Linked DNA regions of Mus musculus: region 2 is linked to region 1. A link is a loop called in an ENCODE intact Hi-C map of the cell type or tissue named here. Cell type or tissue: heart. All regions are shown on one strand. Links, peaks and the distances in the headings refer to the core of each region. The heading gives the core; the rest is flanking DNA.

Region 1 (2,904 bases), core at 139-2,638:
CTGCACTGGTCATCACATTATCTGGACTGCCAGGCTATAGGCTGTAGGCTGGCCCTTGCAGCTCTCCTGCCTGTAGCACACAGAGCCCCTCTGTTGGGCTAGCTTCACTTTGTGCCTGTAGTGTACTTGACAAGTACACTGTGGTCCTGGCATTTCCAAAGCCCCAGATCCTCCATTGTAACTTAGGTTTCACCTTTACAGCTTTGTGCAGGAGCCTCCTTGAAAGGGCACCACTCCTGTCTGTCACACATGACCTCCCCTTAAATGGCCTTCATGCAAGCCCCCATTACCCCCTTATTTTTTGCATTTTTTTAATGCCCTAAAAATCAGTGCCACGTGTTGCAGAAAAGTTTTGCTTCCAGTTCAAAATGTAGTCTGGGCCCCTAAAACTAAAGTTGTGGGGACATCTGTTTGCTTTGAATAAATTTTTTTTTTGAGACTTTTAGAGTTTCTCTGTGTAGCCCTGGCTGTCCTGGAACTCACTCTGTAGACCAGGCTGGCCTTGAACTCAGAAATTCGCCTGCCTCTGCCTCCAAGTGCTAGGATTAAAGGTGTGTGCCACCACACCCGGCACTCTGATTAAATATTAATTAAGAACTTTCCTAAGTGCTGATTCGGCTTTCTCCATTTAAATGAAGTGATTTTTCCTCCCCTGTGGGCAGAGTCTTGCCCTTTATGCACTTTACCCCTTGTCCCAGTGGCGGCATCACTTTTCATAGCCTGTAACTTTGAGTGTATGGTATATGGTCTTTTCCCCAGCAAACTGTTCTCCCCCCCCCCCCACTAGTTTACTATCCTACTTGCTCTCTCACTGTAGATGTGGATAAGAACAGGGAGCAGTCGCCTTTACATAGCCTTGAACAGTACCCCGTGTAGAAGTATCTTCTGCCAAACAGTCCATTATTTTTTAATTCAGCCTCATTCAAGTTCTCTGGGCTCTGATGAGCCAGGCCTTCATTGTTGCATTTCTCTTGGCGTTATCCTCTTTCAGAATTCCCCCAGAATAGCCCATTGAGCCCTGTATGCAGCATTCTAGTTCTTCTTCTCTAATCCACCTCTCTAAACTCCTACATTCCCTCCCCAAAACCAGTTCCAAAGGTAGAGAACCTGCTGGTGCTGGGTGGCCACCAGAGGGCACCATTGCTCTGCTTTGCAATTGGGGAATTTGCTTTCTCTAGACACACTTCAGGAATTCTTTTTCTTGGACAGGGCTTCATGTAGCCTAGGCTGGCTCAAGCTGGCTTTGAATTTGTAGCTAAGGATTATTTTGGTCCTCTGATTCTCTTGTACCTATCTCCTGAGTGCTATGATTATAGGCATGTGCCACCACACATGGTTTGCACAGATACAACCCAAGGCCGTATCATGACAGGCAAGCGCTATGCCAGCTGAGCCACATCCCCAGCTCCTCCAATGATTCTTTTAATGCCAGACAGTCCACTGAAGGAAGTTTATAAGAGATGAAGTAGCTAGGGGTTTTTAAAAAGGCAGGAAGTACCAGGCATGTTGGTGCACACCTTTAATCCCAGCACTGAGGAGGCAGGGGCAGGTGGAGCTTTAAACTTGAAGCGAGCCAGGACTACACAGTGGGGTTTCTCAAAAACAAAAGGAAAGAGATGCCAGGGCACAGTTGCGTAGACGTGTAGGAGAGGGCCCAGCTTCAGTGAGGGCAGCTAAGGGCCAGACAAGATGAAGCGCGTGCTGGGGGAGACTGAGCAGAGCACAGAGCAGATGCTTGTTGGTTGAACCTACCCGGGCAAAGACACACTGTGTGGTGTTCATCACCAAGAATTTCACCTTGATTAAGCTGGGGTTATGAATCTGAGATGAGCCCAGATGCCTTACTAAGTGGGTCCCCTGAAAACTGCAGGACTGCTGCTGCTTTCACAGTACCGTTTTGAGTATGGCCTGCAGAACCTGTAAGATTTTAAATGCTGAGACTTTAGTTGGTTTCAAGAAAAGTATCCAGAAAACCCCATCTACAGCTTTACTCTTTTTTTTTTTTTCCAAGACAGGATTTCTCTGTGTAGCCCTGGCTGTCCTGGAACTCACTTTGTAGACCAGGCTGGCCTTAAACTCAGAAATCCGCCTGCCCCTGCCGAGTGCTGGGATTAAAGGCGTGTGCCACCACGCCCAGCTTTTTTTTTTTTATTTATATGAGTACGCCGTAGCCGTCTTCAGACACACCAGAAGAGGGCATCAGATCTCATTACAGATGGTTGTGAGCCACCATGTGGTTGCTGGGAATTGAACTCAGAACCTCTGGAAGAGCAGTCAGTGCTCTGAACCACTGAGCCATCTCTCCAGCCCCAGCTTTACTCTTTCAATGGCTATTGTTTGTTTGCTTTCTTAGCTTTTTTTCTCTCTCATTTTGTGAAGATGGAGTGTGTCATGACATGAGTGCAGAGGTTAGAGGGTGACTTGTGGTGGCTGGTTCTCTCATGTGGGTCTCAGGGATCATCGCAGATCATCAAACGTGGTGACAAGAATTTTTATCTTCGCCAGGCAGTGTGGCGCACGCCTTTAATCCCAGCACTTGGGAGGCAGAGGCAGGTGGATTTCTAGTTCGAGGCCAGCCTGGTCTATAAAGTGAGTTCCAGGACAGTCAGGGCTACACAGAGAAACCCTGTCTTGAAAAACCAAAAAAAAAAAAAAAAAAGACTCTTTATTTTCGGGGTCCATCTTACTGGCCTACCACCTTGGAGCAGGTGCTCATATATCCCAGGCTAGCCTCATGTATCTCAGTCTAGTCTCAGACCTTCTGTGGAGCCAAAAATGACTTTTAACTTCAGTTCTTCCTACTGTGACCTCCCAAGTATAGGGATTACAGGCCTGTGCCAATGTGCACAGTTATTGTGGTGCTGGAACCCAGGGTTTTACACATGCTAGGCAAGCACTCTGAGC
Region 2 (2,904 bases), core at 297-2,796, 51 kb after region 1:
TTTAGAAGTCTTCGGGAACTGCTAAGTCACTGTGGACACTAGGACAATGGGACCCTTTCTCTCTCCACGCAGGAGTCAGGCCGACAGACAGGGCCTCCCGGCTGGGACAAAGGCCCCAAGTGAAGTCAGGCAGTGTTGTGGGAGGCAAGGGTATGGTGAAGAACTGGGAGGTGGAATGTGTCAGAGCATCCAGAGGCAGCAGGAACCTGGCAGAAGGCCAAATCACAGGCTCCTAAGCGCCGTGCCCCCTGGGCAACGCTCAAGCTGCTACCTATTGCCCTGGGTGGGTCTCTCTTTTCCAATACCTCTTAAATCCGGGGAACAAGACATCCTGATGGGGACCCCACTCAACTCATATGTGGAGGAGGCTGAGAGTCAGGGCACACAGTCAGGGTCCCAACAGTGACAGCTGGCAGCCGTGGCCGAGGTGTGGCCCTACTCCAAGTCTCCAAAGAGGTGTGCTGGTGCTCTATGTGTGACTCCCGAGGCACTGGCTAGCTACTGTCCATTCAGGGCACTGCTGAGTTATTCCAGGACACCCCCTTCCCTCTTCCTCCCCTCCCCCCCCCCCTTCCCCAGGAAGCTCAACAAGCCAGGAGGAGGTTTCCTGTTTGCTGCCCTGCCAGAGAGGCCCAGCAGGTGAGGGAGGACTCTGATTCTAGTCTCCCATCCACTTCTGGGACTCTCCTTACCCACAGAACAGAGAAGATGGTGGACCTGTGCCAAGTGGGAGGTTTGATGATGAAAATCTTGGAGAAAGGGCCGGGAATCCCAGTTTGCCACAAATTCACCATGCTACATAGAAATCATCCACCCACCGTGCTCCACCCACCGTGAGTTCTGAACCCAAAAGACAGACTCTGGCTCTTCTCTAGCCTGCTCCTTTTCGGGATCCATCATCCTGGGTCTTCATCCACTTACAGTTCCAGCTAAATGCCCCGACAACCCCCAGAACGCATTGAATGGGCAACTATGAGCCGATACAGGATAAAGCAGGGTCCACTCTTCCCTGTAGATCCTTAAGAACCAGTTTGTACTCTCTGCTTATTCTGGGTTGGCTGTGTGGGCAGGCAGATGAGCCCCGGGGCTGGAGGAAGGAGGATGATGATGGAGGTGGTGAGGTCTGAGAAATCCGTGCTTTCTTAGGGAAGAAGGGCCAGCAGAGTCTCAGGTCCTCAGCGCTACCTTCCCAAGCCTCTGTCTGGGACTCAGTGTCTTTTGCCATTTGTTTTTGTTCTTGTCGCCTGGCTTTTAGAAAAGGACTAAGAATGGCCAGGTGGGTTAATGGGTATAAGGCATGCGTCCTCGTGGCCCTCAATGCTGATTGAACCAGGTGTGAGGATATGCAGCCATCATTTGCCTTCCCTCAGGATGGGACTCCAGCCAATTAAAGGAGCTCTGGCTGGTTCAGGCACTGGTCATCCACTTCCTAGCTTGCGGTGACCTCATCGCTTCAGCCTCCGCTGACTCAGCCGAGACCAGCCCAGTCTTGTCAGCCGGAAGTCCTGCATTCCCCCCCGCACAACTTTCTGCCCCGCACGCCTACCAGGTCTGCCCCGCAAGTCAGAAAGACCGCGACTCCCCCTGGTGGCCTCCTGGCTCCTCTCTGGTCCGGATCTACTTCGCCCTCTAGAGCTACATAACTGTATCTGCAGCGCCCTCTACTGGTCACAGCCTGTGAGCCCCTTGGCGTGGCGGAGGACCCCTTAGCTTGTTTTTAATATCCTCTGCCTCCTTCTCTGTTTGTCGCTGCCCAACCTTCCCTTCAGCACTGCAGGAACGGAGGCACTCTCAGGAGCTCAAAATGAGGCCACCAGGGGTCCCCCTCTCCCCAGACCCAATTCTTCATTCGGTTGGTGATCTGATGCAGGCAGTGGTGAATCCTCGCCGGCTAGGCAACCATTTTACGCCAGGCATTGCTCTATTCTTCAAGTTCTTGGTGATTTTTCTGACCTTTTGCAAGGTAATAATCGCAGCGGGACCTACCTTTGGAGGGTCTGCCTAACACTGTCTGAATGTCCACATGTACACAGAAGCATCAAACTTTGGGTTCAGACAACTTTATTTCCACCTGGTTTTGCTGGTACTCCATCCTAAAAACTCTTTGAAAATCAAGAACGAATAGCACAGTGTCCCCTAACGAAATCGAGGGACAAGGAGGCAGCTGACATGAGAGGGCAGTTGAGGCACTTAGGGACTTACCGGGTAAAACCTGAGGCCCTTGTGTGAGGGGGCGGAGCCACCCAAGTGTTTCCCAGAAACCCCTTCGAGCGCTGTCCTCTGAATTTCAGTCCCACCCCTCTCACGTCACCCCCTATCATGGGGAAGAGCACTGGCAGTTGATGTGAGAGGGTCCTGCTGGGGGCAGCAGTCTTCCAGGCTCCCTAGAGACTGGAGGGCGGTGTCAACGGTGCCTTCCTGTGCCTCGAGAGCTGTCCCCGTGGTCCTTCTGGGGCGTCCATGGAGCGCAGAGCACGGCCCTATGGAAGACAAACACACCCATCCTCTGCACGGCGCTCCTCCTTAATAACCTGGGTCATTGCTGCTTAACCCCTGCCCTTTTCAAAATACTTGCTCTGCCCTTAGGAGCCCAAGTGTGGTTGCAGGTTCTCAGCCATCTGCACCCACGAGGTCTCCAGAGCTCCAGCCTATTTCCTTCTCTTAGCCTCAGCGAGAGGCAGTGGTCACTCCAAGCTCAGTCAGTGAATGGCAGGCATAATGGGTCTTTGAGCCTAGGGCTGCCAAGTAGCTGGTGCCCCCTACCTGTTTCCTCCTGTCACTTACAGGCCTCCGGGGTACACAGGAAATCTGAGGGGCCTCCCAAAGCCCATTCTCCTGGCAGCGGATCAACGGCAGGTTGCGCTGAGCCAGCCCGTCTCGGCATCGATATCGAAGCACAGTATC

The links. A loop is a pair of places that touch in the nucleus more often than their neighbours do. Peaks named below come from ENCODE experiments on the same cell type or tissue, not always from the same donor. Only the 100,000 strongest peaks of a DNase experiment are listed, where the experiment ranks them.
Region 2: a loop joins it to region 1, with 6 times the contacts of the local background. A loop is called at or near these places in 20 of 42 quality-filtered maps.

What each region holds. Positions count from the first base shown.
Region 1 is chr3:87,934,776-87,937,679 of GRCm38, forward strand. The region is part of intron 2 of Isg20l2 (interferon stimulated exonuclease gene 20-like 2); the gene reads left to right. Among named protein-coding and RNA genes, the nearest start is that of Isg20l2, 5.9 kb to the left of the region's middle. In heart, for the core only: a CTCF peak has its summit at 1,134 (motif pointing right); a DNase peak (open chromatin) is centred at 1,176.
Region 2 is chr3:87,985,488-87,988,391 of GRCm38, forward strand. It overlaps Bcan (brevican), which reads right to left. Exons shown (of 14, transcript NM_007529.2): 13 at 2,785-2,904; 14 at 2,044-2,480. The coding sequence ends at 2,385. Among named protein-coding and RNA genes, the nearest start is that of Bcan, 13 kb to the right of the region's middle. In heart, for the core only: a CTCF peak has its summit at 1,654 (motif pointing left); DNase peaks (open chromatin) are centred at 574, 1,594 and 2,264; H3K4me3 peaks cover 1,896 bases; H3K27ac peaks cover 2,500 bases.